Regions from separate parts of the Homo sapiens genome. Here all the other regions are linked to region 6. The links are chromatin loops, found by intact Hi-C in ENCODE. Cell type or tissue: endothelial cell of umbilical vein. All regions are shown on one strand.

Region 1 (5,000 bases), 110 kb before region 6:
GATGGTTGGTGAAGGAGGCCTCAGGGAATGAGTCTTCCTCAATAGGCTCCACTGAAAAGAATCCTCTCTACGCCCTTAAAGGCTGCACCCCAGAATTTGCCAAGTAAATCAACAGGCAAGCCACCTGCCTTCTATGTGCCTCAGTTTCCCTTTTGGAAAGTGGGAGAGAGGATCCCCTCCTTGCAGGGTGGTTGCAAGAAATTTGGTGGCGCCACGATTTTTGAGTTACTCGAGAGTCAGTGAGACTTCCCTACCTTGAATTCCTTGGCACACAGTAGGTGGACAGATAATGGCTGCTCTCTGGGGGAGCAGCATTACTTAGACTGTCCTGCTGGAGGCCACCCTGGTTGAGGCAGGCTTGAAGAGAGTCCCCTGGGCGGGGCTGGGGGTGGGGCTTTCTCAGGCGCAGTTCCAGCTGGTCTCTGTGGGCCAGCATCTATCTCCAGCAGGAGTGGTTATGTCTGCGAGCTGCCCAGTGAGGCTATTGTGGGCCAGTACTGGAAAACAGAGTGGTCCCACGGATGGAGCCAGCTGCCTCTCGATGCCTCTTTAAGTTCAAGTCTCTCTGTAAGAGCGTGCGGGGGGAGGGGGGGTGTGTATGTGATGAGTCACCAGCCTTGGTTGCTATCCACAATTTTATCAGAGCTCACAACAGTATCTGAAGTCCATTTTCAAAGCCAGCTTTATCTTTGGGCTCAGAATTTCCCACCCTGCAGGCAGGTGAAGAGGCAGACCTAGTCCAAGTCCAGAAAAGGCATCTTGACCGCTGCACCTCTCCCTCTCCCCCTCCCCACGGACCTTCTGGGGGTCTCGTGGCCTATTGCTGTGAACCATGCGTGGCATCGCAAGGACTTTCTTCTGGACACTGTGCAAAGTTCATGATATCCTTTCTCTTTATTTTCCTGTTTATTCAGAGCATGTGTAAACACATGGGTTGCCTGGTTTCAGCTTCTCTTTGGCCATTTCATTATTTCTGGAGCCTCTGAGCATCACTGGAAACCTTGGATTTTCTAAATGAATCTAAAAATAAACTCTTTGAAAAAAAATTCTCGAAGTTGGAGAGTTGACACAAGGCACCGTTATTTATTTCTTTTCCTTCCTCCTCCTTCTCCTCTTCCTCCTCCCCACCATCCTTGAACACACAAAAATCTGGGCAGCCAGAGGCCGTGAGGGACTGGGAAGGGCCCCTGGGCAAACGTCCAGGAGCTTGGACAACCTGGGGTGTTGATTTGAACCCTGGGCAGCTTTCTCCAAGAGGCGCCCGCTTGGCAAATGGGGGGCTTGGGAGTCTCGGGCTTGATTTATGAAAAGCTGCCACGGGCCAGGGAAGGCGGTGGCTGGGCACTCCTTGCAAACAGCCGCCTGGAGCTCCTGCAGGGCTGACTTGGACACTCGCACGCCCCCACCCCCTTCTTCTCGCCGTCGCCCGCTTCGCTCCCTCTCCCAGACTTTTCTCCCGAACAATCAGGGACTTGTGCTGGCGGCCGAAGGAGCCACGGAGCTGGCTGGCCGCGGAGGAGGCGACGTCATGGATTCCTGAGTGTGAAGTTTGCAGGAAAGCCCTTAGTTTTGGAGATGGACGGGATCCAGTGGTTTCCATGGCGCTGGATAAACAGGAGGAAACAGTGAGGGAATCCCGTTATTTTACTGCATTGAAAGCCTATAAACACGGAGCGCGGGGAAGGAAGTCGCGTTGCCTCTGGAGTAAGCCGGATCGCGGAGCCGCGCCGACTCCGCCGAGCCGGGAGCCGGGAGGCGCGCAGCTCCCGGGTCGCTCCGAGGCTCCTCGGCCAGGGCAGCCCCGCGGGCACGCGGTAGAGAAGACGGCGTCCCCTCGGCTGCTGGTCGATACAAACAGATCCCCCTTTCCAAACACGCGCCAAGTCCCCGTGCCCTCCAGATGCAGAGAGAGGCTGCGTTCAGACTGGGGCACTGCCATCCCCTCCGCATCATGGGGTCTGTGGACCAAGGTAACTGACTCTCGATCCCTTCCAGCCTTTTCCGCTCGCTCCTCCCGGCCCTTTCCTGCTGCTCCCGTCCCGGGCAGCACTTTCAGCTCCCGGCAGAGGTCGGTGCGGGAGGCCTGGGGACCCCGCTCGCCCTCGGCGCACAGGTAGCGGGGCCCGCGGAGGGGCGCCCGCGCCCCGGCCAGGGAAGGGACACTTGGGAAGGCGACTTTGGACAACTTTACGCGGGGGCAGGGAAGTGTCCCAGGCCGGGATTCCCTAGGCCAGTCTGTCGGGAGGATTTTCCTCTCCACGGGACACCGGGAGGGATTCTCGCTACTAACCGCTGGCTGTTTAACCGTTTCAGCACTCGGCTTTTGACAGCAAATGCCATAACGCTGCAGTATTATTATTATTACTTTTTTTTCTTTTAAGAGAACAGGCTTGGCATTTTACTATACAGCAAGTATAGTAAGGAAGACTTTGCTTTCTAACAGTTACAGCAGCAGCGGATGCTCTGGGACATTTAAACTATTTTCTTCCCCCTTTTTGATGTGCCTGCTGGATAGAGTCCTCCAGCTACCCCTTTAAAGTGCAATGTACCATCAGTTTGTTTGGGGATCTGATTACACTGTACTTTCCCTGTTTCTGCTTCTTTCCCCCTTCTCTTGGATTTAGTCCTGGTATCACACCACTTGGATCTTATGGGAGGGGGTTAACTATAAGGAGCATAAGATATGAAAATGTCCCATCTGGTCGGGATTGCGGAGGGGCTTTGGCTCCACAATAACGAATCGGTCTTTAAAAGTGGAAATGGGCAAAGCGTTGTGTTTTTCAGAGGGGAGCACTGCGTTGGGGGCTGCAGGGCCTGGCTGCCAAGTGGGAGGGGCTTCGAGAGTTAAGTGAAATAAATTCGCGGAGGAGGAGTTAGCCTCCTGTCATAAAATCAGAGTTGAATGTAGGTTTTGTGCTTTGCGTGGCTGATTAAAGTTCGGGGTGTGGGGGTGGGGGGGGGAAGAAATGACAATTTCAGTAAATAAACCTGAGAGGCTTTTGCTTGCTTGCTTGCTTGCTTGCTTGCTTGCTTGCTTGCTTGCTTTCTTTCTTTCTTTCTTTCTTTCTTTCTTTCTTTCTTTCTTTCTTTCTTTCTTTTCTTTCTCTCTCTTTCTTTCTTTCTTTTCTTTCTCTCTCTTTCTTTCTTTCTTTTCTCTCTCTTTCTTTCTTTTCTTTCTCTCTCTTTCTTTCTTTTTTTTTTTTTTAACTAGATTGAAGCCAAATGCCTTGGGTTAGGTAAACGGTGTGCTTTGCCACGGCAGACCTCAATGACACATAGTTTTAGCTGAGCTGCGCTTTTGAAAGCAAGACCCTGCCAGGACTTCGAACGTTTTAACGGGTACCAGTTTATCCTGTCCTCTGCTAGTGGTCAAGCCTATGACATAATGGCAAAAAAAATTTACTGATATCGTATCATCTGTAAAAGCAATGCTCTCAGACAGAAGACAGATATATTAAGGGCGAGAAAGGGTTTTTACTGTCATAAATACTGAAACCGGGTGTTTGATGTTCTCGTGGTGGGGGTGGAGGTCAGCCTAATGCCAAATTTAGCTCCATTTGGAAAGAGAGAGAGAGAGAAAGAACTTGGATGAGAAACTGGGCTTCTGTTTTACTGTGTGATCTAACACAAGCCTCGAATTTTATTGAGGCTGCTAACTCTGTGCCCCAGGTGTATGAACTAGTTCTGCTAAGGTTTCAAAATGTGGGTATTTTGTGTGCGCGTGTTCAATAGCTACCCTCCCCAGCCCATGCTCATGCGTGCAGGGATTGTGGGTGTATGCACACCAGTGTGTGTGTGTGTGTACATGTGGGAGACAAGGGCACCAGATTGTTCCAGGCGAACCACACTTGGTCTGCCAAGGCAACTGGGCACATAGAATGCAGTTCCAGGCATCAGAGACAGCTGGCTTGACACAGGCTGATCCAAATGCTCCCACTATGCCCTGCACGGTGGTCTCTTGAGGGAAAGCCCAATATCCCATCCAATGGGTGGGGTCGTTAAATAGAGAAGAGAAATATTTGCATTTAAAAAAATTCCAAACTTTCTGCACAGAAAGCGGCATTGGCCCTGTGAAAAACTGAAGATCTGAAAGAGGTGTGTTCAGTTTTATCTGAGTGAGATGATGGAAAGTATTTCAGCAATAAACAAACCCAGGGTGAGCTTTGTTCTCTCCCAAACCCAGACTCCCTGCCTTCTGCTTCCATTAGAATTTCTGCTTGGCCACATCACAACTGTGTGATCTTGGGCAAGTGACTTAACTTCTCTGTGCCACACTTTTCTCATCTGTAAAATGGAGCCAATAATTATGTCTCTCTTCCAGGGTTGTTATGAGATTCAATGAGGTAAAACAGATAAGGCACCGAAAATGGTGTCTTGGTCATAGTCAATGCTCCATAAATATTAGCTACAAATCCTGTTATATTAAAGATGCAAAACAATAAACTGAGGCTGTGGAGAAACTGGATTTGACAGTAAACATTCTTTGAAGAGATGCAGTACTTTCTACTTTCCAAAGTACTTTTAAACTTACTGGAACTTTATAATGACACAGATAGGGTTAAGATCTTGGCTTGTGAAGCCTCAATTTTCTCATTTGCAAAAAGGAATAATGATAGTATCAACTTCATCGGATTGTCAAGAGCATCGTATGAAATGATGCATGTAAAATGCTCAGTTCTGTGCTTAACATGCAGTAAACACACACCAAATAGTATTGTCTGACAGTTGAGGATAGTGAGACCCGGCTTTGCCCAAGGTCACATAGCAGATAAGGAGCACAGTGACTGGCACACAGTGAGTGCTCAATTCCTGCCCTAGATGGTGACGGCAAACATAAATTTATCATTGACTGGAGTAGGACAAGGGGCTAAGTGCTCTGCAAGCATTAAGTCTTTTAATTGTTATAACACTGTAGATGATAAGTACTGCAATCATGGTCTCCTTCCTGGAGGAGGGGTTGGGCACAGAGATGTGTGGCAATGGGCCAAGTGTTATCCAGG
Region 2 (5,000 bases), 180 kb before region 6:
ACGCCACTCTTCAGCTAGTTGTGAAGGACATGTTATATTTTTTTGAGATGTGGCTCGTGTGTCTTCCAGCAGGAAGAACAGGGACTCTGTGCTTAGAGTCTGTGATGCTGTCAGATGGGCAGATCTATTTTTGTTTTAACCTGGCATGCCCCCCTTCCCAGGTTATTAAAAAACATTCACAGTTAAGGCATTTAGAACAAAAAGTTACAGGTAAAGAGGGGGATCAAAACTGCCCTCCCTCTCTCTCTCCCTCCCTCCCTTTCTTCCTCCCTCCCTCCCTCTTTTCCTTCCTTCCTTCCTTTCTCCCTCCCTTCCTTCCCTCTTTCTGTCTCTCTCCCTCTCCCTCTTTCCCTTCTTCTGTCCTTTCTTTCTTTCTTTTTTTTGCCTCCCTCCCTTTTTTTCTTTTCTCTTCTTTTCTTTCTTTCTCAAGACAGAGTCTCACTCTGTTACCTAGGCTGGAGTGCAGTGGTATGAACATGGCTCATTGCAGCCTTGACCTGCTGGACTCAAGGGATCCTCCTGCCTCTGCCTCTTAAGTAGCTGGGACTACAGGTATGCACTGCCACACCCAGCTAAGTTTTAAATTTTTTGTAGAGCCAAAGTCTCTCTGTGTTGCACAGGCTGGTCTCAAACTTCTGGCCTCAAGCTGTCCTCCCGCTTCAACCTCCCTAAGTACTGGGATTACAGGCGTGAGCCACCGTGCCTGACCAGTTCATCTCCATTTTCACCCAACAAAAGACCTTTTACCTTTTCAAGGGATTTCCTTTCAGTCTCTTTTCTAAGCATATCCGAGTGTAAATATCCACACACATTTTTGTAAAATTATCACTGAACTCCATAGAAGGCTTCCTAAACTTCCTCCCTCATTGAACTATATGTATACGATGAGAATTTTTTCGTATTATTAAAATCTGATTTTAATGATTTTTAACGCATGTGCAGCGTTCTGTTGAAAGAATGTGCCACTATTTCATTCATTAACTTATTTTTTGGCTGCTTAGGCTGTTTCTCAATTTCAGTTTTTTTGTTTTGTTTTGTTTTTGTTTTTTGAGATGGAGTCTCACTCTGTCATCCAGGCTGGAGTGCAGTGGTGCAATCTCAGCTCACTGCAACCTCCGCCTCCTGGGTTCAAGTGATTCTCCTGCCTCAGCCTCCTGAGTAGCTGGGATTACAGGCACCTGCCACCACGCCTGGCTCATTTTTGCATTTTTTAGTAGAGACGGGGTTTCACCATGTTGGGCAGGCTGGTCTCGAACTCCTGACCTCAGGTGATCCACCAGCCTCGGCCCCCCAAAGTGCTGGAATTACAGGTGTGAGCCACTGCGCCTCGCTTTTTTCTTGGTTTTGACTACTAAAAATAGTGCTGTGAATGTCCATCTTGGTGAGGTTGTCTTTAATGAAATAAGTATTATTTTGCTATTTTTTTCTCATTTTCTGACCTCTTTATCTTTGGTTGGGTTGGTGGAACTGGGCCTCTGGGGCTTTTGGACTAGTTCTCCCCTTGGCACAAACCTCACCACACTCCTCTAATGTGATGGTTCTCATCCTGGGGGCATTCGAGAATGTCTGGCAACATTTGTGGTTGTCACAACCAGAGGCTGAGAGTGCTACTGGCATGTCATAGGTGGAGAGCAGGGATGCCGCTCAGCATCCTGCAATGCACAGGACAGCCCCCACCTGAGGAAGGGCCTGAGAAACCCTGTTATGATGTGTTCATATAACCCAAATGCTCTATGCAAATGACTGTCCAGTTATCTGATGTGAGGAAGTTTTAGTTCAGTTATAAAACTTCTCCTAGGCTTGGTACGGTGGCTCCTGCCTGTAATACTTTGGGAGGCCAAGGCAGGAGGATCACTTGAGCCAACGAGTTTCAGTCCAGCCTGGGCATCATTGCCAGACTCCACCTCTACTAAAAGCAAAAAAATTAGCTGGGCATGGTGGTGCACACCTGTAGTCCCAGCTACTGGGAAGGTTGAGGTCAGGAGGTCCAGGTTGAGGTCACTCGAGTCCAGGAGGTCGAGGCTGTAGTGAGTCGTGATTGTGCCATTGCGCTCTAGCCTGGGCAACACAGCAAGACCCTGTCTCAAAAAAATAAAGAAAAAGAAAAAAGAATAAGAAAAAAAAGAAAAATTCTCTTGACTTGGTTTAGTGACTGTGGACAGCCCCAGTTTGGGTCTCCCCTGTCTCTTTTTTAAACATGTGTGAGTGCACGCACAGTGCAAGATGGCACCTTCTTGCACCCACAAAGCAAGGCCATTTCCTTGTGTGAATGTCTGTCTCTTAAGAAATCAGGCAAGGTTGGAGAAGGACTCGTGTGATGTCTTTTTGCAGGAAGGTTGTGTCCCTGTTTTGTTTTTGTGGCGTACAAGATGTTCCAGTGCCTTCTCCCCCTTCCCACGTGGAGCCACGGGTTTGGATCGTGGCTGTAGATCATCGTAGCGCTGTCATTGCTGGACTAAAAGAGGCCTTTGAGCAGGTGCCAGATGCAGACCACGGTGGGAAAAGATGAGGCCCCCAAACAATGCCACACAGCCGGCCGATCTCTGTAAATTTATGGCGTAATCTTGCCATAATATGGGAACGAAATAAACTTGTGATGAACTCCGTGGGAGGAAGTGACTCATGGGAGGGGATCGTTGATGCGGTATTTATATTGGACAGAACTTCTGAACTCACTCAAGCCCTTTTCTTAGTGAGGAAGCTGGGCTGGGAGCATCATTTCCTACAGCCACATGTTGTTGAGCACCCTTTGGTTGTCGGGGGGAAGGAAAAAATAAAACCTCTGATTCTTTAATGTGCAGACCCCACAGCTCTCTTTGGCCTGCGTCAAGAGCAGGCATAGCCACAGTCTATCAGAGATAAAGTGTGCAGTTGAACGCTTTTAAACGTGGGTGCCTGTCTTGGCCTGGGGGTGCTCTTATGAGTCAGCATGTTGTTCTAAAAGATTGTTGGTGATTAAGGGGCATTTGAAAGTTATTCTAAAAGAGGAAACTCTACCACTAATCTGATTTTGGATATTTCTGTTCCATGAAAGGGCTGCATAGACAAAGTGGCCTCCAAAGGAGCCTGAAACCAAAGAACAAGGCAGGCAAATCCAGTTTGTCGTTAAAGGGTGTTTTATTGGGGGAAACTTACAGATAGAAGCGTGGTTTTTGGGGGAGCCGAACAGACAGAAGTGTAGTTTTGGGCGGCAGGAAAACAGGTGGATGTCCATACTGTTACTCCCTAGACCCAGGGCTTATACCACAGGGAAAGGGTCCGCGTGCCCCAGCAGGACAATTACGGGCACCTTCCAGGAGAGGCAAGAAAGCTGTATGTTTCATCACCTGTAATTTGTGCGATAACATCAAGGTTGACATGTTCTTATGTGAAGGACGGTGAATTAAGTAGGAATCGGGGGTGTTCATGGGACTGGGCTAATCAGAAGTCAGCATGGCGCATTTGCACCTGAGATGCAGTCACTTTTTTTTTAAGATGGAGTTTCGCTCTTGTTGCCCAGGTTGGAGAGCAATGGTGCAATCTCAGCTCATTGCAACCTCCGCCTCCCAGGTTTAAGTGATTCTCCAGCCTTGCCTCCTGAGTAGCTGGGATTACAGGCATGCACCACCACGCCCAGCTAATTTTGTAATTTTAGTAGAGACAGGGTCTCACCATGTTGGCTAGGCTGGTCTCGAACTCCTGACCTCAGGTGATCTACCTACCTGAGCCTCCCAAAGTGTTGGGACTACAGGCGTGAGCCACCACACCCAGCTTGAGATGCAGTCACTTTTGTCTCCACGGTTCCATATTCAATGAAGACTTTCCGGGCATTTATTCTGGGCTTCCTGGAGTAGCAAAATTTAGGCACAAGGTATTGATGGCCATGCTCAGTTTTCTTGCTTATCTTTACTGCCTCCCACCTCCCAGTGACGCGAATCATTGGGGGAAAATGGGGGAAGGATCTGTGGCTGCGCCGTCATTCCTCAGAGCTAGGACTTCTCAGTCTCAGCACTGTTGACTTTTAGGGCTGGAGGAGTTCCTGGTGGTGGTTGGGGGCGTCCTGTGTGATGTAGGAGGGTGAGCAGCACCCCTGGCCTCCACCCGTCAGATGCTAGTAGGACATTGCCTGCGTTGTGACACCTAGAGTGTCTCCAGACATTGCCACATGTCTCCTGGAGGGCCACATTGCCCTGTTGAGAGTACTGGGCTGAGCCTTGTTCTCTACGTACAGTATGGCTGGGGGACTTGGGAAATCACTCTCATCCCAGCAGCAGTTATACCACTGAGGGGTCCTTTCCATGTGTCAGTCTCTGTGCTACATGCTTGATTCCTGTTTTACAGATGAGAAAACTGAGGTTTAGGGAAGAGGAGTAGCTTGTCCAGCTGCACACAACTAGAAACTGGTACTTGGTCCAAGCATTTGATGCCTGTGCCATGGTGCTACCCACTACCCAGAAAATCTGGTTAGGGTGAACTGAAACTCTGGGTAATTGGATCTCTAGGCAAGTCCTTAGTTAGACTTAGGGATCTGGAATTATTCTCAGCTGAGACAGTCAGTTTGCCCCCAGGAGACATTTGCTAAAGTCTAGAGACATTCTGGTTGTCACCATGGAGGGTGTATGACTGGCATCTAGTGCGTAGGGGCCAGGGATGCTGCTCAACATTGTACAGTGCACAGGAGGGGCCCTGCAGAGCAAAGAGTTATCTGGCCCCAAATGTTCACAGTGACGAGGTTGAGACTCCCTGTTCTAGTCCTTATCTTCCCTATTCTTTCAGTGGACCACAGTTTGATGATATCTGCAGTCCCAAGTGTAAATCTAAAATCATAGCATGTGAGTCTATTCCAGTTGAAATAGTAATAACTTTCAAAACAAAGGTCTTAAATCCATTTGATCTTTCTTTCATCATTGAAAATCTTCCAAGTGCTTTGAGTTTTCCTTTTACTTTCTGTAGCCTTTGCCCCTAAATGAGGCCCCTTCTCGCTTTTCATCTTCAGCCAACTGAAAAAACATTGGTGTCTG
Region 3 (5,000 bases), 95 kb before region 6:
TGAGCCAGCCCCCAGGCCCCTGCAGTAGAGTTTGAGTCTAAACCAAAGTGGTTCTCATCTCTGGCCACACATTGGAAGCATCTGGTGAGCTTTTACAAAATACTGATGCCTAAGTCCCAACCCCAAACATTCTGATCAAATCGATGTCTGGTGGTGCTCAGGTCGTTGAATACAAATTTTAACAGCTCTCCAGGTGATTCTAATGTGTAGTCTGGGTTAAGAACCACTGGTCTGAGTGCAATTTTGAAAACCCCGTTCATAACTGTGCTACTTTGCTTTCAGGGCATAAGCATGATGAAGGGAGAGGCTGTGGCTTGTTGATGGTTGCATCCCCAACATCTTGTGGCAGTGCCAGGCAGGTGCTCAATAAATATTTGTGGAATGATGGATGGCTTGGCACAAATCCCCTTAATGGAGCTGAGATGGCTCCCCTGAAGAATGCGTGTCCTCAATTCCTCCTGGCACATGGGGAAGGATTCGAATCACTTGAGGTCAAGCTGTGGTTCTCACGAGGATCTTAAGACCTCTCCCGTCTAATCTTCTCATCCTCAACACTGGCTGCACCTTAGATTCATCTGAAGTTTAAAAAAATTTTCAGGCCGGGCGTGGTGGCTCACACCTGTAATCCCAGCACTTGGGGAGGCCGAGGCGGGTGGATCACGAGGTCAGGAGATCAAGACCTTCCTGGCTAACACAGTGAAACCCCATCTCTACTAAAAATACAAAAAAGTAGCCAGGCATGGTGGCTGGCGCCTGTAGTCCCAGCTACTCGGGAGGCTGAGGCAGGAGAATGGCGTGAACCCAGAAGGCAGAGCTTGCAATGAGCCAAGATCGCGCCACTGCACTCCAGCCTGGGCGACAGAGCGAGACTCCGTCTCCAAAAAAAAAAAAAAAAAAAAAAAAAAAAATTAGGAATTCTGCTTCAGTGGGTTTGGATTGCAGCCCAGCACGGGAGTTTAAAAAGGTGTCCCAGGTGATTCTAATATGTGGGAAGGGTTGAAGACCACTGTTTTGATCTTTTCTACCTCTGTGAGTCTGTTTCCAACTTCAGCTAAGTTGGTGGAGCCCCCTGGCAGAGTTTTATTGGAGGGTGTTCTTTAGTTACTGGGTCCTTATGCAGTGTTTGCCAAATGTACCTGTTCATTAATGCTCACGTTGGGTGCTTAATTAAAAATACACATTCACGAGTCTGTATTCAGACTTATGGAATCAGAAGCTCCAGGGAGGGGCCTGGGAATCATGCTTTAAACAAGCAGCCAGGCGTGTTTGTCACTTGCCAACCGCCCCATCAGAACTGTACTCCTCGTTCTCCCTCCAGCACACCCAGCCCCTTCGAGCTCTGGCTCTGTGTTTTGGTTCTCACTGCCAGAACACACTTCCCCAAGATCGCCTCATCAATCAGGTTTCTTCAAATGTCACCTCCTCAGAGAGGTCCTCCTTGACCACCCAAGGGACTAAAGCCACCCCAACCTTTATCCCATACCCTGGTGAGTTCTCTCCTGGCCCCATAAGCAGATGCTTTTTGTCCTGTTTCTCTCCTTCAGGCCTCTCCCACTACCAGAGCCTGAGCTTCCGAGGGCAACAGTGTCTGGCTCCGGCTGGGTGCCCAGCACCTGGCACGTGGTAGGTGGCCAGGAGGCATAGCTGTAACGGGGGGGACTAGTGCTGTCAGTCCGATTCCTTCCTAGGCGCTGGGGAGTTGAGTTCAGGGCCATGCAGGTGTCTGAAGTACTGTGAAAATCATGCCGCCCCCGTGGGCACACGGAGACGCCTGGAGACACGGGTCTGCAATAGAAGGGGGTGGATACCCCCTTCCACCCCATGGAGAAGAAAAGCAGGAAAAAGTGTGGGGCCAGTGGGTCCCTTAGGGCAAAAGTCCTAGTGGCGGCAGCTTTCTTGTCTAGACCCTGGTTCGCGCAGCGCGTGTCGCACTCACCCGTGGAGGGTGGGAGACAGCGGCCGCCCCAGCGCCCAGCGGTGGCCCGGGACAGTGTGGTCAGGTCCGCGGACAGCCTCCTTCCTCCCGGCACCGGCCAGCCCAGGCCGCGCGCCCCTCCCCTCCGGTCCCCTGGTGGCGGCCCCGCCCCCGCCGGCCTGGCCGCCCTGTCCCCGCCTCCACGCCCCCCCCCCCCCCGCCTCCCCGGGCTGCAACAGGTGCCTCCGGAGCAGGAAGCTCGCGCCGCCGTCGCCGCCGCCGCTCAGCTTCCCCGGGCGCGTCCAGGACCCGCTGCGCCAGGCGCGCCGTCCCCGGACCCGGCGTGCGTCCCTACGAGGAAAGGGACCCCGCCGCTCGAGCCGCCTCCGCCAGCCCCACTGCGAGGGGTCCCAGAGCCAGCCGCGCCCGCCCTCGCCCCCGGCCCCGCAGCCTTCCCGCCCTGCGCGCCATGAACGCCCCCGAGCGGCAGCCCCAACCCGACGGCGGGGACGCCCCAGGCCACGAGCCTGGGGGCAGCCCCCAAGACGAGCTTGACTTCTCCATCCTCTTCGACTATGAGTATTTGAATCCGAACGAAGGTCGGTGGAGGCTACCCCTGGCCTGGCCCCTGAGCCCGCCAGGGGCTCAGGCCTGGGGACTGGGCACAGGAGTCCTCTTGGCTCCAGCCGTCCCCCTTCCTAAGGGGCCTGGAGGGAGGGTGCCCCTACCCAGGTGCCAGGGAGGGGAGGCGTCAGTGGCCCCTGCCACCCTTAGGGGGCGGTCGGCTCCCTCTTGCCCCTTAGGGGCACCAGTTTCTGGTTGCTCATGACTGCTCCCTGAGGGTCACTCTCAGCAAAACAAAAGGTGGCAGGCAGGTCCCAAGGCTGGGGGGCGGGTGCTGTCTGCTGGCCTCTTGCCTGGGACTGGGCTGTCAAAGGGCAAGGGACATGATTTCTGTGCCTTTGGAGGGAGGAGGTGAGGAAGCGAAGAATGGAGTTAGCAGGGAGGAGTTGCCAAAAAAAGAAGGAAGGGGGGTGCAGCTGAACCCAGTTATCAAGGGTAGGAGGCCGCTCCTTCCCTCCAGGCACTGAAGTGAGGCCACGCAGCTCCCATCACCTCCTGTGAGCAGTGGTTGACGGGGACTTTGTGTTGAAACTGAGGAAGAGGTTGTCTGTCTGATGCTGGAGAGGGTTAAAACCTTTGGTATTATAAGGCCGGCCCATTTCCTCCCTGGGTTCTGCTGCTGAACCCATCACTTACCACTCACAAGAGGATTGGTCTGAGCTATATTAAGTGATCTTCTACGCTTAGTCCTAATGGATGTGGTGGGATGGGGTAGGGTGAGGGGCAGCTGCAGCATGGATTCAGAAGGACACAGGCTCTTTCTGCCTGAACTTTGTCACTCTGTGCCTCCAACTGCCCTCAGTTGCTGGGGGCTGGGGACTTCCCCGGGCTGGGCCCAATGCTTATCTGTCACTTCACGTGTTTAACAGGAGCATTCGTTAGAGGGAGGAGGAGGAGGAGGGGGAAGCGGCCACACGCCCAACCTCACTGTGTATTTCTGGTTAGCAGGTTGTCTTGGAAAAAACAAAAAACCCAACCAGGCTTCCTGATTTTGACAGCCCAGCCCAGCCCAGCCAATGCTTGTTGAAGGCTCAGTGGCAGGCCTGTTAGTAGCTTCCAGACGCACTCTGGGCTTGCCTCCATCTAGTGTGTAGGAAGGGCTTGTGCTGACTGGCTCGTGGAGGAAGCCTGTCAAGGAGGCTTGGTGGCCTGATGTTTCCCACAAACACTGTGTTAGGCAGATAATGAAGTTTTCGCTTCCATCGGTGTCCTCTCTGGCCACGTTAGGTGAGGGGTTTGCTTTAGCTTTGGGTATCCTCTTCCCTTGGATACCCAGAGATGGTCATTAGTAATAATTTTGTGTCTTGGCTGGAGATGGAAACAATTAGCCAACAGAAGAGACCAGTCTTCTAGAGTTGCAATCTGGAGGACATCTTTTGCTTTGAAAAGATACAATTAAGAATCTGCAAACGATCCGCACTAATATCCGTGGTCTTTCTGTTCATTAAGATTAAAGTCATGTTTTTCAGGGAACGAATACTCACACCCCTCCCAGATTGGTAATCAGCTTTTATTTTCCTTGTCGGGTGGGGTGGGGGGATTTCCGGGGAAATAGTTTCCAAGCCAAATCTGAAGGGAGGTACTTTTTATGGTTTTTCTTGGCAAGTGCTGCTTGGTGGCCACCAGATGGGTATCTAAATGACCACAATGAAAGCCCTGGAATCTGTTTTCTCAAAAAAAAAAAAACAAAAAAAAAACTTCAGTTTTTGGAACAGTTTCAGATTTACAGAAAAGTTGCAAAGATAGCACAGAGAGTTCCCATATACCCAATACCCTGTTTCCCCGTGTTATTAATGTTTTACATTAGTATGGTGCATTTATTGTAACCAACAAACCAATATTGACACATTATTAACTGAGGTTTATGCCTTATTCAGATTGGGAATGTTTTATGTGACCTTCACTGTTTTGAGGAGTGTTGGTTGTATTGTAGACTGTCCCTTCATTAGACTAGGGCTCTAGGTTTTCGGGAGGAAGCCCACAAAGATAAAGCTCCCTTCTCATCACATCGTATCAAGAGTATGTACTATCCAGCCAGGCGTGGTGGCTCACGCCTGTAATCCCAACACTTTGGGAGGCTGAGGCGGGCGGATCACCTGAGGTCAGGAGGTCAAGACCAGCCTGGCCAACATGGTGAAACCCCAACTCTACTAAAAATACACAAATTAGCCAGGCATGGTGGAAGGCACTGTAATTCCAGAAACTCAGGAGGATGACGCAGGAGAATTGCTTGAACCCAGTAGGCAGAAGTTGCAGTGAGGCAGGTGGCACCATTGCACTCCAGCCTGGGTGACAAGAGTGAGACTCTGTCTCAAAAAACAACAACAAAAAGTATACTATCCATGTCATTTATCATTAATGCTAACCTTGATTACCCAGTAGAGGTAGCTTTTCTCAGTTTCTTCAAACTCTTTGGAAGGCATTACTACATGAAGCCCACACTTAAGGAGTACAGAGTAAT
Region 4 (5,000 bases), 73 kb after region 6:
GCAAGGGAAAACGCAAAGTGCAGACCTGTGCGTCCCATTCATGGGATGACCACACACACGCACACACACACACACACACACACACACAATGACATAAACTCATACACACACAATGACATAAATTCACACTGCATACACACATACTGCATACACACACTGCATACAAACACACACATCCACAATGCAAACACACATACTGCATATACACATGCTGTATACACATCTGCATATACATACATACTGCATACACGCACACTGTATACACACACACATCTGTATACACATACATACTGCATACATGCACACTGTATACACACACATCTGAATACACATACGTACTGCATACCTGCACACTGTATACACACACACAAACACACGTGCTTTTTCTGAAAGACATTTCAGAATTACTAATGGTCCTGGGAGTCCAGGGGCATGGGGGAGGGGACGAGAGGGGCTTTTCGCTCCATATCCATTTGTACTGCTTGAAATCTGTAACCACACAATCTATGACCAAGAAAAAGTCTTAAAGTAACAACACATCGTTACCTACACCCGGAACAAAGCCACTACAGGTGTGACCCCCTCATCTGCTGCAAGCCGCTCAGTGCCGCTCCTGCCCCTCTCAGTCCCTCTCCGGCCCCTCCCCTCATGCCTCCTGCCCCTCTACCCTCTGTAAAGATGGAGCTGGGGGAATAATATGGTTTGGATCCATGTCCCTGCCCAGATCTCACGTTAAAGTGTAATCCCCAGTGTTGGAGGTGGGGCCTGGTGGGAGGCGATTGGATCATGGGGGTGGATCCACTGGTGCTGTTCTCGTGATAGTGAGTTCTCATGAGATCTGGTCATGGAAAAGTGTGTAGCACTTCCCCACCCTTCTCTTGCTCCTGCTGCTCTGCCCATGTGATGTGCTGGCTTCCCCCTAGCCTTCCACCACGATTGTAAGTTTCCTGAGGCCTCCCCAGAAGCAGAAGCCACTGTGCTTCCTGCACAGCCTGTGGAACTATCAGCCAATTAAACTTCTTTTCTTTGTAAATTACCCAGGTTCAGGTATTTCTTTATAGCAATGGGAGAACAGCCTAAGGAGGCGGGGGGCGCGCTACATCTTCCGTGTCTCTCCCTCTCCCTCCTGGTGTGTTCTGCACAGGGCTGCCATGGAGCAGCAGCCCTAATATTTTTTTCAAGGATCCAAGTTCTAAAGCTAGACAGCAACGGTGGCTACAGGCACAGAGGCTACAGTGTCAGCTGCCCTGCGTTCAGGGAGCTGGGCAGGGAGCTTGTTCCAGTGTCTTCCATTTGCCCTCCAGGTTCACCCTCAGCTCTCTGGGCCTGGGAGGCGGACCATATGACCAGCCTCTCCGGGGCACCTCTGGCTTTCAGAGGGTTCCTTCAATAGGAGGTGCCAGCAAGAGATGGAAGGTTGGGTGTTCATGCCGTGGCCTGGATATGTCCCTCAACAAAAGCCACTGTCTCTCCAAGTGGCCCTCTCCATGGGGTGCCATCCCTCCCGGTCCCAGAAACTGCTCTCCTCCTTAACCTCTTCGGGCCTTGGGGCGGCAGAGGTGCCCCAGTGCTGATAGCTCTGGGGGATTCATCTTGCATTACGTTTCCCCTCTCTCCTGTGCCTTTGTGAATAATCCATTAAAACTCTCCTCAATTTACTCCTTTGCCTGTGTAGCCTCCTTCTGGGTTCCTGGTTTCTGGCCTGCTATCGTCTGTTCCCTTCACAGAAGCCAGAGGGATCCTTTTCAATATGAGCCAGATGATAGCACCTTTTGCTAAAGCCCGCCAAAGGCCCTGACCTCACTCAGAATAAAAGCCAGGGTCCTGCTATGATCTGGCCCCCAGCTACTCTCAGACCACCTCATCCCTCCAGCCACGCTGCCATCTTGCTGTTTCTTGAAGAAGCCAAACACGTTCCTGCCTCGGGGCCTTTGCACTTGCCAAGCCGTCTGCCTGGAACGCACTTCCCCCATCCCCTGCATGGCTCTTTGGGTCATGTTCCACCTCCTCAAAGAGGCCATCCGTGGCCACCCTAGCTAATGTATCTGCTCCACCACCCTCCCTCGCAATACCTGGGGTCTTGTTTGGGTTGAGTGCCTATGATAGGATCACTCTCCCACCTGTCTTCCCCCGAGAAGGTCAGTTCCTCGAGGGCAGAGTCAAGTCTGCCCAGTCCACAGTTGTGCCCACAGTGACCAGAAGTGCCAGGCATGTGGTAGGTGCTCTGATATTTGATGAATGAATGGGGACATTTCCCATGCAGCTTTCTCTGGAATTCTTGGCTGCCGCCTGCCTTCTAACAAGTCCCTTGACTACAACCTGTATGGTCCGGGGACAATGGGGGGATGTTTGAGGAGACACAAGCTTTCTCCTGCAATTCATCCAACCAGAACCCCAAATTAGAACCAAATAACTCCTTTGGTGTCAAGGCTAGAGCAAGAGAGAGACAGAGATAGACAGTGCCTGCTGGAGGAACAGTGGAGCAGGGCCAGGATGGGAGGCATCATAAGAACAGTGTGGTCGGCTGAATTATGGCCCCAAAGAGGTCCCCGCCCTAATCCCCAGAACCTGTGAATATGTTACCTCATAAGGCAAGAGGGATTTTGCAGGCGTGATGATGTTAAGAACTCTGAGACAGGGAGATTATCCTGGATTATCCAGGTAGACCCAGTGGAATCACAAGGATCCCTATGGAATGGAGGCAGGACCGTCAGAGAAGATGTAATGATGGACAGAGAGATCGGAGTGATATGATCCAAGGAAAACAGATGGCCCCAGGAGCTGGAAAAGGCAGGAAACAGAATCTCCCCTAGAGCCTCCAGAAGGAAGGCAGCCCTGCCAATATTTTGATTTTAGGACCTCTGCCCTCCGGAACTGTAAGATGTTAAATTTGTGTTGCTTTAAGCCATTAAGTTTGTGGTAATTTGTTATGGCAACAAGAGAGAACTCATACAAAGAGTAATATCTGCTCTTTCCTAACTGCTTATCAAGTGTGTGCCAGCCGCTGCAGGAGCCGTTCCCAGCACTCTGCAGAGCAAGGGCTCTTGTTATCTCCATTTCACTGATTAGGAAATGAGAGGTGATATGGCTTCCCCGGGGTTGCATGGTGAGTGGCTGAGGCAGGCCGGAAGGCAGGTCTCCTTGATCCCAGAGCCCACATTCTTCCCACTAAGACACCCTGCTTCCCCGGTGCACTCACACTTCTTTGGCCTTCCATTTCCCGTTTGTCACCCATGGGCCACCTCTCACCTTGGAGTTTCACAGCCCCTGGCTGCTTTATGCAGAGAAACGGCCAAGACAGCCTCGCCCAGTGACCCCACCTCTCTGAGCCTTGGGGTGTTTCCTGGCCTCAGTCTTCCCTGCCTGGCCCCTGGGAGGATCCAACATGAGGGCGCCTGTTCAGAGAACTTGCAGGCCTTGTTGGGTGAGTCTGTATCAATGCCTGGCCAGTGACCCATCCCTCTGAGCTGCACTTGGAGGCCAGAGGGTGGCGATTCTCCTGACTCCATTGTAAAGCCCAAGACAACCTCGGAATCTGATTGGGAGAGTGGATTTGCATCTGTTGCCTGCCTGGGCTGGGTGCTCTTGCACATTTGCTCAATCCATCTGAAGCCACCTTTGACACTTCTAATGCCATCATCCGCATTGCACAGCTGGGGAAACTGAGGCCCAGAGAACTGTAATACGAGCTCCAAAGCATTCATTTATGCACCCAACAGGTATTTTTTGATGCCAACCTTGTGCCTAGAACAGAGTGTTTTGGACACGGCAGTGGAGCTTGTGTCCCAGCAGGAAGGATAGACTGTATAAACCATAAGAACAGAAGAGTTCAGCAATGGGTGCCTCGGGAAAAATTAGCAGCAGGGAGGGTGCGGCTGGTGGTGCTTCTGGCAGGGGCTGTGATGTGCCTGGTGTTGTGCTATATATACTGGTTCCAGGATTTCTGTCCCCGAGCCCTGCGGCCATCCCGTAAGGTGGGGCTTTCCTCATTTCTCAGATGAGCCGGAGGCTCAGAGTGGGTGCAAGCTGGTGACCCTGCAGCTGTGCAGTGGCAGAGTGACGATTTGAACCCAGGTCTGTGTGCACCCAAAGTGGATATGCTTGCACCCCCTAACCTTGCCCCCAACAGGGATTCTGTGGCCCTTAGAGGGTGCAGCCCATGAGGCTCTGATCCCTGGGGGCTCTGATCTCTGGACCAAAATGCATCCAGGGACTTCCCTGTTTGCCAAGCAAGAACGAGGGGTAGGAGCAGGCAGGGGCGAACCGTCGAGGAGATTTATTTTGGGGAATCTAAAAGCCTGAGTCTGGCCAAGAACACTCCAGTAGAAATGCACGTTTTCTCCATGTGAACATTATGAGCCCCAGAAATCTGACTTCCCCCTGGCCAGGCTGGTGGGAGATGGCCTCTGTGTGGCCCGGAGTCCCCAGGTACCCCCTAAGTAGGTACAGCTGTCGGGCTTCTGTGCTTGGAAACGTTCACATGCTACTGACACTAGATACTTTCCTTCCTAATGAGCTTTCCCCCGCACAAACAACTGGATGTGGAAAGATCCATCCTCTGCGCCCAGCCAAGGCAACCTGTGGGTAGAAATTTCCCTTTAGGCTGAGCAGGGAGGCCCGTTCTAAGGTGAGGAGTATTTCCTGGCCACTGGGAAGACACTGGAAGGGACTCTTGGTGGAGCCCCACTGCCCTCTAGAGGTACGGATCCCCAAGCCCCACTGAGGATGCTCAGATCCAGGGCCTGGGGCTCTCCCGGGACCTGCTGCAAGAGTGGCTTCCACAGGCTTCCCTGCAACCTCCTCCAGCCCCTACCCCGAGTCAACCTTTCCCTGACCTCCGTCCATTTGCTGAGTTAAGAGAAGTAGGACATGTCCAGCCTCCAGCCAAGTCAGGTCCCTGGACCGTAGGCTGTAGCTCAACGAACTCGGCTTGCTCTGTCCCAGACAATGGCACACATCCCTGGGAACTGCTGCCAGTCCTCTCCGGAGACTTTTAAAGC
Region 5 (5,000 bases), 64 kb after region 6:
GCCCAGGGCTACACCTAAGAGGCAACTGTGCCCCACTAAGATGATTGCTGCCGCTGCGGCCAACTGTTTTGCTTTAACTCACTTTCTGAAAACCTTACACCACTTCTCCTGAATCGAAAGTCAAAATCACTTAAGCAGAGGACAAGGCTAAAACTATACAGTCATTTTTAAAAAAGAAAAAACAAAAAACAAAAAACAAGTCTGTGTTCTACATTTATATTTAAGCCACACTTAATAAACACAAATTTGGCCTGTGCCTCAGTTTCCCCAGATATAAAATGAGTTCTCTAGTCCCCACCTCACAGGTGCTGCATGTTTAATCAATATTACCTATCGATCCACTGTCCCGTCATTTAACAAACAGATTTCAGATTCACCTAAGGCATATCATGGAGCCTTGAGCTCATCTTGAGACCTCATTTGACTAATATCTGGAAGAAAACATTTAGAGCTCTGACTATGGGATTTAAATTTTTCTAAATAGATCATTAAAGCCAGAAACTTGAGTTTATCCAATTTTCAAAACCTGAGATAACAAGGAAGTTCGTATTGGAGCATCTTGGGGTCACTTTGCCAGGAGTTTGCAAATCTGAACATTGTTCCTTGCTGTATCCAACAGCATGGGGTAGTTTCGTACAAAGGAGCAGAAACAGAACAGTGGTTTCGTGCCAAGTTGGGATTTAAGAAGTGGTAAGATTGACAGGAGAAAACAAATGCTGACTCCTACTCAGCCTCTTCATGTTCATACATTGGGAGGAAACTGGGTTCCTGGTAGGACCAGGTTGAGTATAAAATAACGCTGAGGACAGAGGCACAGAACCACAAGGACCTTTAAGAAATGAAAGTGAAGTCATTTCTTTTGTCTGTGGATCCCCAGTAGCTGTGATGGGGTATAGGGGACACACTTGCTATAAACCTCATGACATTTTGTGGTACAAAGATGGACAAGGTCAGACCAAACTTTCTCCAAAAAGGGCTTCTCACTCTAAACCACCTCTTGCCCTGCCCTCCTGGTAAAATTCAGAAGTTGAGCTTTGTAAATGGCCCGATGAGGAGTTATCAAAGAAACAAAACCCCCTGCTGTATATCTGCCGTGTCCCAGGCCCTCTAGGAATCCCTGATTTACGAAAAACTTCAAGCTCTGAAACATTGCGCTGGACTCGAGACAGGAAGTACAGTGACAATTCACTCTGATTTCCAGGGGCTATACTTTTTACATCAGTGATCCCTAAATTTTTTGTTGAAATGGGGACACTTCATCCTTCTATGAAATACTGACAAAACTCCTTGAAAACACGTTGCCAACAGTTTCTGCTGCTGTGCAAAGTGTCAGAGGATATTTGATTCAGAACCCTCTGCCCTTAATACCATGAGAAAAAAGCATTCACAGGACAACCGTGGAGAGGGTTGTATTTACACCTTCACATACACACGTGCCAGACTCCTGTATGACCTCCCCAACTATGTGCCTTCTTCTCTTTGGTAGCCAGGAGGCATTTTGAGTTCAACATGCCCCAAAATTTCCTGATTCCCAATCTCCTCTTCCTCCCTTCTCCCAACACACACCCATCTTACTCATCAGTTTATGGCAACACCATCTACACAGTCGCTTAGTCAAAACCCTGGGAATAACCCCGGATCCTTCACTGTCCCCACTGCCCACATATCAGCAAGTCCTGCTGGGTCCCTTCTGAAATCATCCCACCTCTATGCCTCATGCTCACCAGAACACCCTCATCTCCTACCTGGATGACACAACAGCCCTTTGCTGGTGTACTCCCGACCTCCCCGTCCACACAGCAGCCAGATCGAGGTTAAAGCAGCCTCAGATCCCATCACAGCCCTGTTTAAAGCCCTCCACGGCTTCCCTTTGCGTTCAGGATGATCCGAATTTCAGGCAAGAGGCTCAGCCATCTTCCTCGGCCCCAAGTTCTCCAGCCTCCAGGTCTCTTTTCTGTTCCTTGCCCAGACCACACCATTCCCCACCTCTCTCTCTGTCTCCTCCTAAAACTTGAAACGCTTTGACCCCCGAGTTTCGTGGACTGGCTCTTCCTCATTCTTCAATTTTCCAATCAAATTCTTGTCCTCAGAGGACTTCAGTGACCGCTGTCATGTGGGACCTACCCCATGCCCCACCCACACATGCACTCAGCCTGGCATGTCAAAAACGCTGTTTGGATGGCCGTGTGCATGTTTGCTGCCTGTCTCTTGCCCCTGTAAATTCCATGGCGGCGACGATTGTCTTGATTTGCTCAATGCCATCTCTCTACCACCCTGGCATGCGGTATGGTAGGCCCCCAGGAACCGGGTGTTAAATGAGCAAACATGCCTTTTCCTGTGCATGGAGAACAATGGGCTCATCTGGCATGTATGGAAAATTAATCATTTCCTAATATTTAACACATTTTATAAACCAAACAACTGACTCAAGGGAGACTTTCCTCCTGCCCCACATGGCTCGGTTTATTCATCTCTAATTACACAGCAGTGTATTCCAGCCTGTCTTCTAGACAGAGCCAGTTCCCTTTGCTACAGAAAGCCAAAGGCCATAATTCCCTAGAATCCTGGAGCCTGCCAGGCCAGTTATCTGCTTTCTGGCAGCCTGCAGTCACCTGTGGCCCTCCTGCTTGTAAAATGCTCACTGCTGTGGCTCAACAGCTCCTTGGGGACAGGTAAGAGAAGGGCCGGCCAGCCAGCTGCCGTTTACAAGCCCAATCTGAAACCGGCTTCTCGGGGGAGTCTGTTTGACAAGGTGAATAACGGATTGTTTGCAGTGGAGCGAGGTGCGGCCAGCGCCTGTAGCTTGCTATGTTAGATGGTGCTAACGCGCTCCGGCTGGGCGCCTCTCCATCTGGTCCTCCCCAGATACACCTGCAGCCGTGCAGTTCAGGAGCCCACGTTCTCATTTATCCTCCCCGTGGTGCAAATAAGCCAGGGCACCCTCTGTGTGCTGCTGGGGTCTTCGACACAGACCTTGGCCCCTGAGCTGGGCTCCAGGATCTGAAGGTGCAAGGGCAGGCTCTCCTAAAATCTGCCCTGTGGACACCCCACCCCCCGTCTCCAGTTCCCTAGACCAGCACTGCCCAGAGTATGTCCAGGGCTCCTCGGAGAGTCGGGCAGTGGGGGTCCCAGGTCCCGTGACTTCCATCTCCCAGGGCTCACGGCCTCCCCTCTGGGACGAGTCTCTTTTGCCATTTATCCCTGTTTATGTCACTCTCATCTCATCCCCTGCGTCTCACTCTGACCCCCATGAGGCTCAGACCCCACTTTCTGCCCCACAGCCCCATGAAATGGTGCTGCCCATCCCTCTGCACCTCACTGCCCCCCATAAACAAACCCCCACATCCTCAGTCTTCCCTCCCCCCAGGGCCTGCGTGTTTTCATCCTAGCTGAAACCCACCGCTCCTGAGCCCTGTCTCCTTGCAGGCCTCTGCGACAATTAGCACAAACTTAGTGGCATAAAGCAACACAAATTCATCACCTCACAGTGCTGGAGGTCCAAGGTCCAAAGTAGGTCCCGTGGGGCTAGCATCCTGGTGTCAGGAGGGCTGCGCTCCTTCTGGGGGCTCTGGGGGAGAAGGTTTCCTCATCCTTTCCAGCTTCTTTGGAAATAGACACGGCTGCCCGCATTCCTTAGCACTCAGCTCTCATCTGCTGGGCCAGCCATCCCATCACTCTGATTCCACTTCCAGCCTCACGCCTCTTTCTCTAACAAACTCTCACATCTCTTTCTTTTGCCTCTAAAGACTCCTGTGATTACATGGGGCAAACCTGGGTAACCCAGGGTACTCTTCCTTTCTAATCACTGGTGATTAGCAATCGCACCTGCAAAGTCCCTTTTGCTGTAGAAGGTAACACATCCACAGATGATGGGCATTAGAACATGGACATCATTACGGGGCCCTTATCCTGCCTGCCATGCCAATGTGGCAGTGTTCAGAGGTGATGCCTTTAAGTGGTGACTCTGGATCCTGAGGGCTCTACCCTCGTGAATGGATGAATCCATTCATGGATTAATGGGTGAATGGGTTATCATGGGAAGGAAACTGGCGGCTTTACAAGAAGAGGAAGAAAGACCTGAGCACAGCACATTAGCGCACTCAGCCCGTCCCCATGCGATGTCCTGTGCCACCAGGGGATGCTGCAGAGTACCCGTGAGCAAGAAGGCGCTCATCAGATGTGGCCCTCGGCCTGGGACTTCTCAGTCTCTACAACGAGAAAGAAATTCCCTTTCAAAATGCCCAGTTTCAGGTATTCTGTTATAAGCAACAGAAAACGGATGAATACGTTGTTCAAGGCTCACGGACCACATCAGTGAAGAACACAGACTAAGCAAAGTCTCCATCCGCGTGAAGTGGACATCCCAGCAGGGTGCAGAGGGAGGGAGAAAGGCCTCAAAGAGACCTGGAGCTGATCATGTTTCAACCTGAACTCTTGCATTTCTCCTTCCTAGCACCGTCCCACCCCAGCGTTTATTTCATTTCATGGGACACCGTCACCCCGGTCACTCAGGCTAGAAGTCCAGCACCATGCTTGGCCCTCTTCCTTCTCTGACACCCATCTCCGATCTGTCAGGAAATCCCATCAGTTCCCTCTTTCAATTTTATCCCGAAACTGACCCCATCTCGGCCTGGCACTCTTCTGAGTCTGGTGTTTGTTTCAGCACCACCTCCTGCTAGGACTGATGTGGTAATCTCTCGGCTGGTCTCCCTGCCTTTCCCCTTCTGCCTGTCCTCATCACAGAGTGTTCCTGCTAATCTTAGATCAGGTCCTTCCTCTGCTCAAGATCCTCAGTGTGAAAGACAAAGACCTTAAATGGCCACCAAAGCTTTCCACTGCCCACCTCCCTTCCTACCTCACCTCCCAGTACTCTCCCATCTTGCCCTCTGCTCCAGCCCCCTGATCTCTCACTCTCAAACATGCCACACTGCCTGCATCTCAGGGCCTTCGTCCAGCTGTTGCTTCCACCTGGCATCTCTTCCATTAGATGTAATAGCTCC
Region 6 (5,000 bases):
CCCACAGCGGTCACCAGCACAGCTCTGAGGTCGGATGGCCTGGGTTCAAATCCCTGATCTGCATTTAGTAGCTGTGTCGTTCTGAGTAAGTTACTTCACCTATCTGGGCTGACATTTCCTCTTTTGTAAGATACAGATGATGATTTACTTCTCTTGGGAGGCAAGATTAAATGAGATTATACACGTTGGGTGCTTTGCATAGGGCTCAGAACATTGAACATGCTCATTAGATGTTAGCTCTTTTATTATCATCATTATATTTTGGCTGTAGAAAAACAAAGACAAGTAAGACTTTATCTCATGGAACCAAGAGACATTAAAAAACAGTAGTAAGTACTAATAATGAACGTTATTAGTAATTGAGTAATTAGTAGTTCATTAATAATGAACTATGTGCCAGGCCTTATTCTAAGCACTTTGTATGTGCTAACTAATCTGATCCCTCATAAGAGCCCAAAAGATAGACTACTGTTTTCTCAATTTTACTGGTGAGAAACTGAGCACAGAGAAGTTAAGTAACTTAGTGAAGATCACACAGCTGATAAAGGGCAGTGGTGGGATGACCTCAGGCAGCCTGGCTCTAGACCCCACACCTTGGACTCTGCTGTTCTATGCTTAAAAAGCTTAGAACCAGGTTAATTTTGCGTGAAGACCCTTCAGCTGCTCTGAGCCACAGGCTTACCCATTTTGTGGCGATAGAGATCCTTGAATTAACCACTGCACCGCTCTGAGCAGCAGTTTGAATTCTCTAGTGTGTTTCCGGCATCAAGAGGATACATTTCTGACCCTTCCATGCCTAACTGAAGAATCCCAGGTGAATGTAGTTCCTGGATTAACGACAAGAGACAATCGGGGGTGTTAGGGACACGGTGGGCTTCTCTGCGGGGGATGTCTGGCTCTGAGGGCTCTCTGCAGAGAGGGGGCTCGCCTTGCATTTGCTGGTCCTGCTCTTTTGACCTCAAGAGCTCACCTCCCAGCCCGGGACGCCTTCTGCAGGGGGAATCCCTGTTGCTCAACTTCTTTTTTCCAAAACTCATCCCCGTTCCCATCTCCATGGACATTTGGCCAGCAAGGGCTCTGCGGGGCGGGGCGGAACAGTTGAAGTTTTCCAAGGAAGGGGAATCCCAGCTGTTTCTCACATTAAGGAAAGGTGACAGCCTCCTGGGCTAATCTTAGCCCCGAGTTTGGTCATCGGCACCACCAGCTCCAATGTTCTTTTTATAGCTGTCGACTAAAATGGAATTGGCAGTTTCCACTCCAGCAAGATGACAAATTGGAGAGCAGTGGAAAAACAGTAGGAGAGGGGCAGCGTGGTGTTTCTTAAGTTAGAAAAGCTTGGTGTTTTGGAAAATGGCATCTTATTTATAGCAGCAATAATAATAATGATTATTATATTATTTGTATTACTATTTTTGATTATTTTTGTGACTTTCAAGAGCCTGTGTGATCTGGCTCTGACCTCAGCTTTTTTGACTCTCTCCCTGCCACTTGGCCATAGCAACACCTGGCTTCCCTCTGTCCTCAAACACCCCAAGCCCATTTCTGTCTCAGGACCTTGGCTTTCTCCGTTTGCTCTTAGAATGTTCCTCCACCATTTCTTTTCTTTTCTTTTTTTTTGAGACGGAGTTTTGCTCTGTCGCCCAGGCTGGAGTGGCGTGGCGCGAGTGCGCGATCTCGGCTCACTGCAAGCTCCGCCTCCCAGGTTCACGCCATTCTCCTGCCCCAGCCTCCTGAGTAGCTGGGACTATAGGCACCTGCCACGACGCCTGGCTAATTTTTTGTAGTTTGTTTAGTAGAGACGGGGTTTCACCATGTTAGCCAGGATGGTCTCAATCTCCTGACCTCGTAATCTGCCTGCCTTGGCCTCCCAAAGTGTTGGGATTACAGGCGCGAGCCACTGCGTCCGGCCTCCTCCACCATTTCTTTTCAAGCCTGCGGCCTCCTATTCCTCCCAGTCTCAGCTCAAAGGTCACTTCCTCCACGGGGTCCTCCTTGACCGTCATTCTGAAGTTGTCCCGCTTCCCAGACACCTTGTCACCTTCTGTGCCACTGCCCGGCTCTGTTTTCTTGGGGGCACTTAGCGCTGTTGAAATCACCTACCTTGTCTGTCTGTTCATTTATCACCTGGTCTCTCATGCTGGACTCTTAGTTCCTTGACAGCAGAGTCTCAGCGTTTGCTGCTGTATCCTCAGCATCCAGAGTGGTCCCCGGCACATAGCAGGTGCTCATTTGTGTTGTTGAATGAATGCATCTCTTTTAGTTGTCACTCCAGCCCTGAGAAGCGGGCAGCATTATCCCCATTTTACAGATGAGGTAACTGAGGCTCACAGATGTCAAGTCATGCACCCCAGGTCAGCCCACAACTGGTGACAGAGGTGGAATCCCAAGGCAGCATTTGTCGTCAACTCGAGTAATTTTTTCTAGTCATGTCAGAGAGGACAGAGAAACCAAACAGAACAATCAGGGTCTTTCCTATTTATCATTCTCAGTAATTGCTGAAAAGCCATTTGGATGTTCTCTGAAATTTAAAAAATGTGTAACCCTTCAGGCAAAGTTCACGCTGGGAAGTCCAGGCTGTTCCTGACTTCAGTGGGAACCCTGGCCCTTGGCCACAGGGCCTCAGGCGGAGTCGGGGGTCCCAGCAAAACATTGCAAAACAGGAAAAAATCTAAGGACACAAAAATAAAAGTGATGTGGCAGCGGGAAAGGGGTTGCCATGGCTTTGAGCGACTCGCTGCGCCTGGGTGGGATCCAATGTTTTGGAAGGTTCCTTCACATGACACAGAGTTTTGGAATTTTTCGGCTGGTAAATCCTTCTTAATTCAGGCCCCCAGGCTTGGCCAACTAGCTCCCTGGCTCTGTGTGTCCTGCGGGGGCGTAGGTTGGAAACTGGCCTGCATCAGATTACTCAGCTTTGAAACTTAAATTGTTTGAAGAGAATTTTTTGTTTTGTTTTGCTGGACGATTTTCTTGGAACGGTCTGATGGCAGAGGCTCCCATCACCTGTCCAGAGGACAAATTGATTTTTTAGAAAGGACGCGTGGGTGGTGGAATTCCCTCTTTCCCACTGAGTCATCATATCCTGACATGAGTCATTTTATTACTTGGAGGTCCCCAAAGGTTGTATTTTGAGCTTTGTTTAATAAATATAAATGCATATGCTTAAAATAATTTTTTTTTTTCTAAATTAAGTATTTTTCCGTGAATTTGTGCCCTGGAACAATCGGAACCATCTTAGAGCAGACACCTGCTCTTCCCACCTGTTTCTCTCCCTGGGTTTGGTTGTACCCGGCGTGATGTTCTCTGAAACAATAGACCTGGTATGGGAGTCTCTAGATGGGGCTTCCCTCTGGGAAATGTCAGACTCCAGACAGGGCTGGGGCATGACTAAGGCTCTCCGGACCTTTGCCCTCTGTGACTCATGTCCCTGGTGTCAGTGGCCCCCCGGGCTGGAGCCCATCACTTACCCACAGCTTTGCTGGGACACGAAGCTGCTCTCCAAAGATGCGATCCAGATTGCAACTCCGAAGCTGCCGTGGAGATAGAGAAAATGGTCTCGTTTTCAGGGATCTAAATATTTGCCTAAACTTGGTCCCCTGCATTGAAGAACAGGCTTTTAAGTCCAAGAATCCTGCAGTTCATTCCGTTTGCATCCATTTGAAGGAGGCCACAGAGAAATGAGTTTTTAGTTAGAACACTCATTGTGTCTAAGCACTTCCACCATCAGAAATTGTTCCTGGTACCAAAGGCCTTTGTGTAATTCCCACTTCAAAGGCTGGATTTTGAATCACCCAGCAGACTCGGCCTGAAGCCTGGATTGGCCTCACACTATGTACCTTGGGACTCAGTTTTCCCATCTCTGAGATGGGGTTGGTGGTGTATTAGCAATAGAAGGAGATCAAGGAACTGAAAGTATCAGGCACATAGTAGGTGCTCAGAAAACATCAGCTGCCCTTCTACCTGCACTCTGGGAGCCTGGTTGACTTCACACAGGGTTCAGAGGGCAGAGCCATGTTGGTTTCTTGTCTGGGAGAAGAGTCCTTCTTGGCGAGGTGAATTCCTCTCCTGTCCTTACCCTAGACCCATCAGACTCCTGGAGTCATAGCCTGGCAGCTGGAGGGAGGGTAACTCATGGTCTGCTTCCTCCCCTTCCCATTTTACGGATGGGGAAGTCGAGTCACACAGTGTGGTCACTAGACTTCTTTGAGGTGACAGAGTTCATCAGTGGAGGGCTGGGCCTGAAACCCCAACTTCCTGGTTCCCAGAGTAGCTGGCTGTCTGAAATGTGTGGGGATCATCCACAGATGACAGCTTAGGGCCGAGAAGAGTCACGTCTAGGGTGGGACAGGGGAGGAGCTGAAATCCGACCTCTGTGTAAGATTGACCTTGACTGAGCATCCAAGCGTGCCCTCTCAGGCTTGCTCCACTCACTCAGCCCCCGGTGCTTCCATGTTCATTTCCCGGGTGTTTATTGAGCACCTACTATGTGCAGTGCCATGCCAGGCACAGGGGACACATGGCAGGTGAGGTCCCTGCCCTTGGGAGTGGACAGTCTGAAACTTGTTTATAAGCAGGACACTTTCAGATGGGGAAAATGCTATGAAGCCAGGGAAGCCAGGTCACAGGCCCAAGAGAGAAAAGCGTGTGGAGTTAGGGGGGAAAATATAGGATGCGCAGTCAAATTTGAATCCCAAACAGTGAATTTCTTTAGTAAAAGTATGTTCTATACAATGGCAAGGAGTTTGGGACATACTTGCAGTAAAAAGGTATTCGTTGTTTTCTGCAGTCCAAGTTTAACTGAACATCCTGTATTTTTATTGGTTAAATCTGGTAACTCTGGATAGAGGAGTCAGGGAGCTCTTGCTGGAGGAGATGGCTTTCAGCAGACCCCTGAAGGTGGGAAAGAGAGAGCCACAAGGACTGCTGGGAGAGTGTCCCAGGCAAAAGGAGCTGCCCAGTGCCAAGGCCCCAGCGTGGAGATGAGCTTAGGGCATTTGAGG

The links. Peaks named below come from ENCODE experiments on the same cell type or tissue, not always from the same donor. Only the 100,000 strongest peaks of a DNase experiment are listed, where the experiment ranks them.
Region 1: a loop joins it to region 6, with 7 times the contacts of the local background. A loop is called at or near these places in 33 of 110 quality-filtered maps.
Region 2: a loop joins it to region 6, with 7 times the contacts of the local background. A loop is called at or near these places in 2 of 110 quality-filtered maps.
Region 3: a loop joins it to region 6, with 7 times the contacts of the local background. A loop is called at or near these places in 18 of 110 quality-filtered maps.
Region 4: a loop joins it to region 6, with 5 times the contacts of the local background. A loop is called at or near these places in 8 of 110 quality-filtered maps.
Region 5: it touches region 6 in a loop (4-fold over the local background); 8 of 110 quality-filtered maps call a loop at or near these places.

The regions. Positions count from the first base shown.
Region 1 is chr20:51,559,530-51,564,529 of GRCh38, reverse strand. It overlaps a transcript of NFATC2 not described here. Among named protein-coding and RNA genes, the nearest start is that of NFATC2, 19 kb to the right of the region's middle. In endothelial cell of umbilical vein, a CTCF peak has its summit at 2,091 (motif pointing right); DNase peaks (open chromatin) are centred at 589, 1,579 and 2,699; H3K4me3 peaks cover 2,070 bases; H3K27ac peaks cover 2,241 bases.
Region 2 is chr20:51,629,173-51,634,172 of GRCh38, reverse strand. The region is part of intron 15 of ATP9A (ATPase phospholipid transporting 9A (putative)); the gene reads left to right. Among named protein-coding and RNA genes, the nearest start is that of NFATC2, 89 kb to the right of the region's middle. RefSeq lists an enhancer at 2,100-3,299. In endothelial cell of umbilical vein, no CTCF peak of the experiment used is centred here; a DNase peak (open chromatin) is centred at 2,602; H3K27ac peaks cover 3,568 bases.
Region 3 is chr20:51,539,884-51,544,883 of GRCh38, reverse strand. NFATC2 (nuclear factor of activated T cells 2) reads left to right here and starts at 2,165. Exons shown (of 11, transcript NM_012340.5): 1 at 2,165-2,514. The coding sequence starts at 2,385. RefSeq lists silencers at 2,151-2,310, 2,321-2,430 and an enhancer at 3,195-3,864. In endothelial cell of umbilical vein, CTCF peaks have their summits at 2,515 and 2,714; DNase peaks (open chromatin) are centred at 2,123 and 3,523; H3K4me3 peaks cover 1,757 bases; H3K27ac peaks cover 1,525 bases.
Region 4 is chr20:51,372,158-51,377,157 of GRCh38, reverse strand. The region is part of intron 2 of LOC105372663 (a long non-coding RNA gene); the gene reads right to left. Among named protein-coding and RNA genes, the nearest start is that of MIR3194, 78 kb to the left of the region's middle. In endothelial cell of umbilical vein, a CTCF peak has its summit at 4,725 (motif pointing left); DNase peaks (open chromatin) are centred at 2,977 and 4,667; H3K27ac peaks cover 1,710 bases.
Region 5 is chr20:51,380,893-51,385,892 of GRCh38, reverse strand. All of the region lies in intron 2 of LOC105372663 (a long non-coding RNA gene), which reads right to left. Among named protein-coding and RNA genes, the nearest start is that of MIR3194, 70 kb to the left of the region's middle. In endothelial cell of umbilical vein, no CTCF peak of the experiment used is centred here; a DNase peak (open chromatin) is centred at 2,392; H3K27ac peaks cover 2,129 bases.
Region 6 is chr20:51,445,269-51,450,268 of GRCh38, reverse strand. All of the region lies in intron 6 of NFATC2 (nuclear factor of activated T cells 2), which reads left to right. Among named protein-coding and RNA genes, the nearest start is that of MIR3194, 5.2 kb to the left of the region's middle. RefSeq lists enhancers at 2,903-3,197, 2,596-3,795. In endothelial cell of umbilical vein, no CTCF peak of the experiment used is centred here; DNase peaks (open chromatin) are centred at 2,858 and 3,358; H3K27ac peaks cover 2,236 bases.